Regions from separate parts of the Homo sapiens genome. Here region 2 is linked to region 1. The links are chromatin contacts, found by Hi-C or POLR2A ChIA-PET in ENCODE. All regions are on one chromosome and are shown on one strand. The core of a region is the stretch at or near the end of the contact, and the rest is flanking DNA. Distances in the headings are between cores, read along the strand shown. Region 1 holds the start of TNFSF18 (TNF superfamily member 18). Region 2 overlaps PRDX6-AS1 (PRDX6 antisense RNA 1).

Region 1 (5,636 bases), core at 846-3,345:
GACTTCTTTTCCAGAGATATTTATTTGTGGCCAATAGGGAAAGGGAAGTACAGGTAAGTGGAAAGTGAAATGCAGAAGCTAATATCATGTATGGTTGGCCAGGCCACTGGCTTTTCCCATAGAAACAAATCCTGCAAGTGTCCTGTCAGAACAATATTCTAAAAACATTTTATACTTCCCCAAATTTGAAACAAACTCTGGGTTATCTTTAGAGGTAGAACATTTCATTGAGAAACTGGATCTAGGAGAGAGAAACCAGAATCAGAGCTCAAACACATGGGATTAATCCAGTTTGATTCTGAAGAGAGGTGTCCCAGATGATCTGGCATTATTAGACTTTCTCTTTCCCTTTGCAAGAACTGCTGGGTGCCTTTGGGAAAGGCTTCTGTGTATTCATTCCTGAGTCATATGTAGGAACTGATGATGCTTATATTCAGTGTTCTTCAGGGTTATCTGGCTAATTAATCTTATAATTTTTAGAAGAAAGAAGCACTTCCAAATTTAAGTTATTGCTATTCTCACCCTTCCTCTTCTTCAGAAATCTAGACACTAAGAATTTCTGACAATTCTTTCTTTCAACTTCACTGACCCAGAAAGTTCACACTTCTGCTTCATACATTTCTTGAGAGAGCAGGGTTGTAATTAGAAATGCCTCTGTTGCACATAAGCCTTGTATACAGTTATGGAATACAAATTAATGGGCTACTGTGGAAAAATTGGCCAAAGCTATACCTACTCTAAATTAATATCAATAGGGGACTGCTTCCTCCTGCATCTTTTCTCAATTACTTTTACTTATCTTAAGTGGTAGAACTATATCTTTGAAATCTTTGCTGGTCAGTTCCCTTAAGAAAAGTGTTTCTGCAGTCACATTTCAACTCTTTCTCAGATGGACATATGCCACTTTATTCTCCCCAAAACTTAGAGTCTTCAAATTTAGCCAGAAATAGGCTAAATCCTGAAATAAATAAAGCATTTCTTATTTTCTTTTTGATCAGTGCTACGTAGTTAACTGTGAGGAAAGATTTTTTAGTAAAGAACAAAACTAATCTCCATTCCCAGTGTACCATCCCATTCTCTAGGCCCACAGCTTGGCCTGCATCTCAATGGGAAATTCCTGACAAGCATCAGGGGCTTCCCAAATAGATATGGGCTTTCTCATTCCTCCATGAAGTCTTCCCTGATCAACTCAATCTAAAGTCATTGTTCCCTGCTTTTGAGTGACTTAGGCATTTATTCTTCATACTACCCTTAAATAAATTCTTGATCATGACATTTTATAGCTAGAAGAAACATCATAATAAATCCATTCCCCTACCACCAGTTTTTTTAGATAAAGAAGCTGCAAACTAGAGAGATTAAATGTCTTTATCAAATTTATACAGCTGGTTATTAGGAGACCCAGAACCAGAATCCAGATCTTCTTACACCTAGCTCAGGGCCACTTCCCTCCTCAAAGACACACAAACCACCTGTCATTTACTTAATCCTGTCTTTCACTATTTTTTTAAGTCTTTTCCATAAATAAGACTATAGCTTGCATCCCATTCCTTGATATTCATTCATATTTTTACCTTTTTTATTCCACCAAGAGCTATAGCAGAGGGAAGGAAAAATACTCCACAGGCCCCTGTCAATTGGCTTAACCAGTTCTCTCTATCTAACAGAGTTCTGCAGCTAACATTTAGCATTTTCTGATACCTTTTATCTCAAAACCTTTAGATAAACTTCAAACGCCATGTCATGACAATATTAGAATTGTATTTACATTATGTATACACATCTCTTCCTTCCAACTATTGCTAACAATACTGAGTGACAATGATAACAACTAGAAAAACAAATAAATAGAGGATTATAGCAAATAGTAACCTTAGGTACAATTGCCTCCTTACCTCTAATTGGAGAAAAATAAAGATTAGCCAACTGAAGGAGCAAAGAAATAGCAACATAACTATTGAGCAAAAGAGCCACAGCTTCCAGGATGATCTCTGAGCTCCTTGAGTTCTTGAATGGCTTAAAGGCATATTTTCCAAGTGGCTCAAACACATTTTTGGAGAAATGAGAGCTGTGGAAAACAAAAATTCACAAGTGATGGGTGAAGGATGCAATGTCATGTTTTGTAGCAATATGGTAATTAGTAGTGGGTGTGGAAGGCGGAGTTTTCCTTCTGTCACTGTGTTAGAAAATGATACTTATAACTTAAGTGCTGACTCTCATTTGGCACCAGATCAAATACAACAAAAGGAACGGAAGGCTGAAAGCCAACACAAACTCAGAACATAAAAAAAAAAGCACAAGGGAAGTTCAGAGGGGAAAAAAATTTCTTTCCTAAATCAAACGGCAGTACAGTGCACGTGTAGAGGAGGCTTGGGAGAATAAAGTGGTGTGCTCTCATCTAAGAAAGTATTCCAGATTATTTCTAGATAAGAAAATCACTTTTTATAAGAAAAAATAAAGTTTGAGATTAATCCCCCTACCATACTCCAGATATCATGTACATGAGCGGCAGAGTGTTAGGAAGTTGGAGAGGCTAGGATCTCTAGTTTGGAAAAAATAGAGTTTTAATCAAGTCATCATCTTGTTTACCTTAAATACCCACAATTTTTATTTGTCAATTATACTTCAGTAAACCTGGAAAAATAAAATCTATACTCACAAAAATGTTTCATCAATTTCTAGTGTATAGAATGCGTTCATTCTGAGTCTCTAGAAAATATCAAGTGTATTACAAGAATTTAATAAAAAATTGTAAATACAACAAGCTCAATTTTATATTTCATCATTTTTAAACTCTGATAATCTAGTTCTGGCATAAGAAGTTATTTTACAGAAGGATATTTTCCTGCATCCTGCCCTCAGCCAGAGCTTATACTCTATTCCAAAAAAAAAAAAAAAAAAACCTTGGGTTTTCTTCCTGGGCCCAAAAATATGGGTTTACTACAAAATTGAGGAAGTCTCCTGGTTCTATGGACCTCAGTCACACAGGCTTTTAAATCAGACAGACCTCAAGAGCAGAGGCTGGCACTGCCCAGTTCCTACCTGCTCTGTGGCCTTAGGCATGTTACTTGAGTTCTCTGAGCTTCAGTTTCCTTCACTGTAAAATGGAGAAAATTTTCACTTTATAATGCTTTTGTGGAGAATGAAATGAAGGTGAAAAGTTTATGCATTCCATAAATGTTAGATTATCTCTTCTCTACCCTCTTTAGCGATGTAGTGAAGTTTAATTCAATTATTAAATCCTAGAAAAGAATGAACATTCTTTATCTTTCCCACAAGATAAAATTCACCTAAAGTTTACTTAAACAAAAGGAAGTACAATGAAAGTATTTTGGAAAACCTATTTTTTAATCTAAGAGAGAATTGACGATTTATAAATTAGAAAAAAGTCCAGAGATTTAACATCCTCCTTTACAAAAAAAGGAAACTAAGGACAAGAGGGTGTGAGTAGTGTCTCAAATCACTGCTGGCTGGTTAATGATGGAGTGAAAACTCAAGCCCACAGATACTGCTTTGTAATCCAACCATTTTGTCTTAATATTGCACTATTTACAATATTATTAGCAATATTTCTCTCTGAACTGTCAAAATTTTAATTTGGGCCCTATTTTACCTTGTTCAATAAACTACTTCTTAAAAGACCAGTTACACAAAAATGATTTTTCAACACAACAAATGTTTTTGTGGCTCTGTACTTAGATGCTGCAATGCAGGGATAAAGAATAAACTTACTCTAGAAAAAGACTGATGCCTTGATCCCATAACCTTTGCACTTGCATCAGATCTGGAATTCATATACACAAGCACAGAACTTAAAATTGGAAGTTAAATTATGTCCTTCCTGTTTTTATGATCTGCCCCTTTTCCTGTCTGCTTTCCAAATTTTTGAGGGAATTTCCCTGGCTTGCTACCTTAGGTAAACATTTATTCACATGAGAAACTGTTTTAAATAAAATCCAGTTCCTCCTTCCGCCTTTAACCACTGTTAGGCCCTGGAATATCCTTATTAATTATTTAACCTTATGACAGTATCTTAAGAAAGATGACATACTTATTTCAAGAAGACTATATTCTAGGGCCTCTTTTCATGAAATAGGATTTAGAAATGAGGAAACTTCAAGTTAAGACAGGTAACAGTAGGCAAGACTTTCTGAAATTCTAGAGCAATGAGTCACAGTTGGCACGATTTTGGTGTAAGTTATCAGGATTACATGTTATATCTCAGGATTTGACAAGAGGTAAATGAGCACCAATTCAAGCTTCGGGTTTATGGTCCGTCCCTGGCTCAGATACTTGAGCATGAAGTTTCTGGGTTTTTTTTGTTTGTTTGTTTTTCAATTAAATCTGACAAGCAAATCCATGTCAAACATTTACTATCTGCCCACTACTGTGCTAGGAGATTTGGGGGATATTTTAAAAAGTAAGAGCTGCCCTGGCCAACATGGTGAAACCCCGTCTCTACTAAAATACAAAAAATTAGCCAGGCGTGGTGGCGCGCGCCTACGGTCCCAGCTACTCGGGAGGCTGATGCAAGGGAATCGCTTGAACCCAGGAGGTGGAGGTTGCAGTGAGCCGAGATTGCGCCACTGCACTCCAGTCCGGCGACAGAGTGAGACTCCGTCTCAAAAAAAAAAAAAAAAAAAGTAACAGCTGCCAATGAATTTGCCATCTAACCAAATTGAAACCTTATCCGCAGGGAGACAGACGCCCAAATTGATACTATACATAAGAAAGTGCCTGAGAAAACAGACCTTGATAAACTGAAACCGTTGAAATAGCGGGTTAGAAATAAACTGTTTAAGAAGAGAGAGGAGGGTACTCTTTCTTGAGGGTATGATAAAACTTTAGAAATAAATATTCAGAGGTATAAGCATCTGTAAATATTAGAAATTAAAATAAGAACTCAATATAAACAATGACAAAATCCTAAATTTTTAAATGAAGCTGGTATTTTTCATTCAAGAGCTGCAAAGTAAGAAATTTCAGGAAAAAAGGTCAAAGAAAACCTCTATTCTGTATTTTTAATATTGAAAAAAAGGTTCTAAGATATGTTTGATTAAGCAATTTGAACTGCATCCATGGCTGCTTTGAATTCAGAATTAATTATAGAACAACATGGTTTCAGTTCACTTACTGACTAAATTACCTTAAAATGCATTAGGCACTTACTGCTTCTTCTCTGCGTACAAATGATTACATCTGAACATCAAACAGCCCTGTATTCTCTGTATCTGTTAGAATGATGAACTGACATTCAGGAAGATTAATCATTTGCCCATAAAGGCAGAATAGGGATTGAATCCTCCTATGTTGGGCCCCAAAACTCATATTTTTTCTACCTCTTTATGCTGAAGTATGTCAGGTACACCCCATGTAGAGTCAACAGAGTAGAAGATATATTAAAGTCTGTAAGAGGGCATTAGGTGGACATCAGTTTCCTCCAAATCTGTTAGTACTCAGGTCTGCACTCCTCGCCACATTCCCCTAATACCACTGTTTATCATGACTTTATCCTTGAGATAGTGTATGGGTATAGCATAATCAATCAGAATTTTTCAATATGTCAGAACTCAGTGAGGAATAATACACAACTAATTTTGTCTACTCTGGGTGTCAGAGTATTACTGTCACGACAA
Region 2 (5,636 bases), core at 1,146-3,645, 380 kb after region 1:
TAGTCTACAGCTGTGGTTCTCAACCAGGGATGATTTTTCCCTACCCTCCCAAAGGATATTTGGCAATGTCTGGAGATACTTTTGATTGTCACAACTGGGGAGTGGCTGCTACTGGTATCTAGTGGGTAGAGACCAGGATGCTGCTAAACATTCCACAATGCACGGGAGAGCCCGCCCCCCCACTGACCCCACAACAAAGAATTAGCTGGTACAAAACTTCAATAGTGATGAAGTCAAGAAACCCTCTCTTACAGATTGCAACTAAGTTCAGAAACTACACTGACAGTGTAAAGAATGTCATCGGGAAAAAAGAGAGACATGAGATTTTTCTACCATGTATGAAGTCGTTTTGACAGAAAAATGAAACCTGACTCTGATAAGTCTCTAGAGTCAACTATAATCATGCATCCCTTAACGACAGCAATACATTCTGAGAAATGTGTTATTAGGTGATTTCATTGTGTAAATATCACAGAGTGTACTTACACAACCTGGATGGTATAATCTACTACACACTTAGGCTATATGGTACAGCCTATTGCTCCCAGACTACAAACCTGTACAGCATGTTACTGTACTGAAAACTGTAGGCGACTGTAACACAATAGTGTGTATTGCAACATATCTAAACATAGAAAAGGTAATGTGTTGTGCTACCATGTTACAATGGCTACATAACTAAGCAATGGGAATCTTTCAACTCCATTATAATCTTTTTTTTTTTTTTTTTGAGATAGAATCTTGCTTTGTTGCCCAAGCTGAAGTGGTGCGATCTTGGCTCACTGCAACCTTCACCTCCCAGGTTCAAGCGATTCCTGCCTCAGCCTCCCAAGCAGCTGGGATTACAGGCACCCGCCACCACACCCGGCTACTTTTTTTATTTTAGTAAAGACAATGTTTTGCCATGTTAGCCAGGCTGGTCTCCAACTCCTGGCCTCAAGTGATCCACCCGCCTCAGCCTCCCAAAGTGCTGGGATTACAGGCGTGAGCCACCACGCCCGACCTCTATTATAATCTTATGGGACTACCATCCATAATGGTTCATCGTTGACAGAATATTTTGTTATGAGGGGCATGACTGTACTAATTTACAAGAAACAGAAAATGGAGGATACTGTTACAGAGGACCACAGGCATCCAATCCATAAAAATCTACAGGACAAAGTACTCAGTTTTTCAACTGATTGCCAGGATAACAAAACAGAGAGGGACATGGAAGGGGAATCTATGGAATAAAAGATTTAAGAGAAAAAGGAACCAACTATAATATGTGCAGCTGATTTTTATCTTAATTCAAACAAGCTGTAAAAATTGTGCATATGCATTTATGAGATAATTATAAATTTAAATACTGACTAGTTTATGATATTAATGAATTATTGCTAATGTTAGTTGAATTTATTGTTTTGTGGTTACTTTTTAAAAAGGAATTATTATCTATAGAACTACATATTGAAATATTTGCAGATGAAATAACATATTGGCTGGGAGCAGTGGCTCATGCCTGTAATTCCAGCAATTTGGGAGGCCAAGGCAGGAGGATCACCTGAGGTCAGGAATTCGAGACCAGCCTGGCCAACATGGTGAAACCCCGTATCTACTAAAAATACAAAACTTGTGGCCAGGCATGGTGGCAGGTGCCTGTAATCCCAGCTATTCGGGAGTCTGAGGCAGGAGAATTTATTGAATCTGGGAGGCGGAGGTTGCAGTGAGCCGAGATTGTGCCACTGCACTCCAGCCTGGGTGACAGAGCAAGACTCTGTCTAAGGAAAAAAAAAAAGAAAGAAAGAAAGAAATAACATATCAAATTTGCTCCAAAATAATACAGGAGAGAGGATATGTGTAAAACAAAATCAGGCCACATGCTGCTAATTGTTAAAGCTGGACAAAAAGTACATGGGGACTTATTACACTATTATCTCTACTTGTATGTATCTTTGAAATTTTTTTCATGTTAAAACATTTCTTTAAAAAAAAAGAGTATTATGAAAGTATCTGGTTTCTACGAAAAATGATTATTTTTCCAAAAGAGAGAAAAGACTGGCCCCCCTCTTTCTTGTATTTCCTCACCTCTCCAAATAATCTGCTCACATTTGTCACACTTAGACATGTGCTCCCGACCCAAACAGAAAAGAAAAAGTAACCAGAATTCTTGTAGCATCTGTTAGGTGCTAAATAAGTAGAAAGAGTTCTAGTTTAAAATGTGTGACATTCACTTGTGAAGACAGAGAAGCTGAGAGGGGACCCCGTCCTTTGTTAGATGCTGCTCTGCTCATTCTCCATGGCTCTTGGAAACAAGAGCCCAAAGAGAAACTGGTCCTCAAGAGACAGATCCAAGACTGAGCACAGGCTACGCCACAACCTCCACCAGCTGTGGGAAAAGACCATGTGGGGTGTGAATGGCAGCACCCAGCACTGTGCCTGCCGCGTGGTGGCGCTTTATAAATGTTTGAGAAGGGAGAGAGGAAGTTGATTTAGTGGGTTTAGTTTTTAATTGGGTCTGAATAAAAGGTGAGCTTTTGCAATATCCTCTAATCCCCCTCATATATCCTTGTTGCAGAAGGAAAAGTTGAGTGAGAATGTAATTGCCAAGACCCCTTAAAGTGACATTGGTCATAGCAAATGTAGCAGCTTCCTGCCTTACTAAGAACTTTTAGGACGTGCTGGGCTGACGCTGTCAGCTGCTGCTTTGTAAAAATAAGCCCTATAATTAGATTGCTACTCCTTATGAAGCCCACTCAAGTGCTATCCTTTATTTTTAACCTTTATCACAGTCCTCAAGACAGAGTGTGTAGGGCCTCGCCCACAGCTGCTGAGTCAAACCCCAGCAGGCTCCACCCTTCCTGCTCCCAGCTGCATTCCGCTAAAAAAAGGCCTGCCAGCAGCCTACGCAATGGAACGCGGGGTCTAAGCACACAGACGGTTGCAGGGAATCTAATATCCAGGCAGCACTGAGAAAGAACAGCTGCGCCAAATTTGAATCTTCTTTATTTACTCAGCCAGGCAGCTAACACACACAAATAACATTGTTTCATCTTGAATGCACAGAATTCACAACTGCCTTCTTAGCTCACTCCTGTTGCTCAACAATCCTTTTTTACACTTGCATGTTTAATGTAAATAACTTTCACAGAGTCTTCCACTTTCTCTGTATCGATATTACGAACCTGTTGGCATAGTTAGTTGAGACAATAAACATTTAATAATCTTGTGGGTCAGGAGTGGGAATGCCAGAGGAATGCTTATAGCAAAGTCAAGGGAAAGTATTATAGGGCAAAGGGATGTAATGGGGATTTCATTATATTTTGTTGCTTTCTTTTTTGTTGCTTATAACTTGGTATTCACATTCTCTAACAGATTCTTTGAAAAAGTGTGTGCATAGCAAATAGGGCTCCATTTAAATGGACACATTAGGGTGAAGGGTCTATAGAGTTGTTCACTGCAGGAATTAATGTCATACTCTGTCTGCACAAATAATTGTATTAGGTGACAGGCAATACCAACGTTTATATAATTTGTGCTATATATAGCAGATGTAACTCAGAGGCTGTGTACTTAATCCTATAAAAATCTCAACATAAGACACTCTTCCTCCAGTGCCCACAGATCCCACAAACCCTTTGCATTCTAATTAAAGCTCTGCTGGGGTTAAGGCTAATTGGTAATAAAACCCAGGCCTGTGAGAAAGCCTTTCTGTAAAACAAAGAATCCATTTGTCATGCAAATAAGCAGCCTCCAAAGTGGTAAATTTGAATTTTGAATGTTCACCTGTTATCTTAACATTTCTTAGAATGTGGTTCAGCCAGTAATTGCTAGATCATTATTTTCCAGTTTTCCTCATTGCCATCCTTCAAAGAGCTAAAGGGCATGTTATTTGTATTGTTAAATTAATATTTTGTTGTTGTAGACCTAAAGTAAATGAATCACTGTAGTTGTCTTTGGTTTTCTTTGGAGAATGTGTTTGCATTCTAAATATTTTCCAATACAATAATTTCTTTGAGAAAATTTGTCGGTTTCCTTAAATAATAATCTTCAGGTTAGGCTTGAAATTCAAAAGTATGGTGGTTCCTTCCTGATGAAGGTCCTTAAAGGTCTTTACACTCCATTCTTGAGGAAGTTTCTGGGCACTAGAGGGCGCTCTCAGCACACTGGGACGGGATTTGTTAGTTGCACAGAATTAAGAGCCATGCGCTGATTGTTGGGCCTTGGGCCCTGCTGGGGGCCCAAAATCAGCCTGCAGAAAGAAGCCACCTCCGTGAGCCTGCATTGGCTCTCAACTGCAAAGTGCCAATTCATCTGCCTTCAGTGAACCAACTGACCAAACCAACTGCTGAGCTTTCTCCCCCAGGGGAAAGGCTGGCTGCTACAAAGATTCTTTTTTACTCATTTCTGAATAAAATATTTCATGGTCAACAATTGTTTTCACATGCACTACCTTGCCTGCTGTCCTTCACTGACAACATTTCAGGGTCTCGCAAGGCATGGAATACAATGCATGTTCAGGACTGCAACCTGATGGTGATGTGTAATGAAGTTTAGTGTTGGATTTCGATCTTGGCCAAATGGTGACTCCTTGGTGACAGGTCATGTGCTTACTTCCTCAGCAGATGAGTTCTCCTCCAGCCTCACTTGTGACCAATGATGTATCATGAACACAGGCTGGTGCTGAAGCTCAGTATGTAGCCCCCTTGGCTAGAATACACACTTGATAATAGTAGCAAAGTGAAATCAGCAGAGTGTAGCAATGCCCTGAGAGGACCTAAAAGAACTGGGTGAAGGAGGCCTTAAGGATTGACAACTAATACCTAATGGCTAAGACCTAAGAGGGTAGAAGCAGAAGAGGTCCTCCACAATTAGCATTTGGCACGTAATAATGTGAAGCAAGACACATCACTTCCTAGTAATATGCTATAAACAGGTGATAAAGGGCGAGGGGTTGCTCCCCAGTGAGGAATCCAGTCCAAACCCAGAGACCAGCTCACAGCCACCCGAGTCCAAAACAACTAGATCTTTGTTAGACAATTGCCATCCAAACCAGAGTGTTATGAAATGAATTGTGTACCTCCACCCTTCAAATTCATATGTTGAAGTCCTAATCCCCAATGTATTTGTATTTAGAAACAGAGCCTTTATGGAAATAATTAAAGATAAATGAGTTCATAAGGGTAGGGCCCTAATCCAGTAGGACTGGTGACCTTATAGAAAGAGAACGAGACACCAAAGATCTCTCTCCACAAACGCACACAGATGAAAGGCCTTGTCTATGTGAGCACACAGTGAGAAGGTTGCCTTACTAGAAACCAACCCTGCTGGCACCCTGATCTTGGACTTCTAGACTCTAGAACTGTAAGAAAATAATGTCTGTTGTTTAAGCCACCCAGTCTGTGTACATTCTTTTATGGCAACCCAAGCAGACTAATAAACAAGAGGTTATGGCAACACTGACAAAATTCTTGAGGGATCTTTGAGGAATACAGAACTCTCCTGAAAAAAAAAAAATGAAGGAGCATTAAAAACCAGTTTTAGGTGTTTTACCTATAATCTACCTTGTTCATGTAAAAACGACAGCAATTTCTTAGGTAAATTTTGTGCAAATATCCCATTTCATCAAATCTAAGAAACCAATGCTTATAAGG

The links. Hi-C counts contacts between places; a loop is a spot of excess contacts on that map. ChIA-PET counts read pairs that join two places held with the same protein, here RNA polymerase II (POLR2A).
Region 2: a loop to region 1 is called in a map of PC-9, with 3 times the contacts of the local background. The contact joins the enhancer-like site here to the promoter of TNFSF18 in region 1. A Hi-C loop is called at or near these places in 1 of 168 maps with a recorded cell type or tissue (PC-9). POLR2A ChIA-PET finds 5 or more read pairs at or near these places in 1 of 52 experiments (activated B cell).

The regions. Positions count from the first base shown.
Region 1 is chr1:173,048,846-173,054,481 of GRCh38, forward strand. It overlaps TNFSF18 (TNF superfamily member 18), which reads right to left and starts at 2,096. Exons shown (of 3, transcript NM_005092.4): 1 at 1,896-2,096. The coding sequence starts at 2,051.
Region 2 is chr1:173,427,241-173,432,876 of GRCh38, forward strand. The region is part of intron 1 of PRDX6-AS1 (PRDX6 antisense RNA 1); the gene reads right to left. The region is part of intron 2 of LOC100506023 (a long non-coding RNA gene); the gene reads right to left. It also overlaps a transcript of TNFSF4 not described here. Among named protein-coding and RNA genes, the nearest start is that of PRDX6-AS1, 31 kb to the right of the region's middle. RefSeq lists an enhancer at 4,030-4,324. Within about 2 kb of position 2,396, at least 34 of the 41 ENCODE cell types and tissues checked have a DNase peak (open chromatin) inside an H3K27ac peak, as active enhancers do; they include PC-9, where a contact is called at or near this core.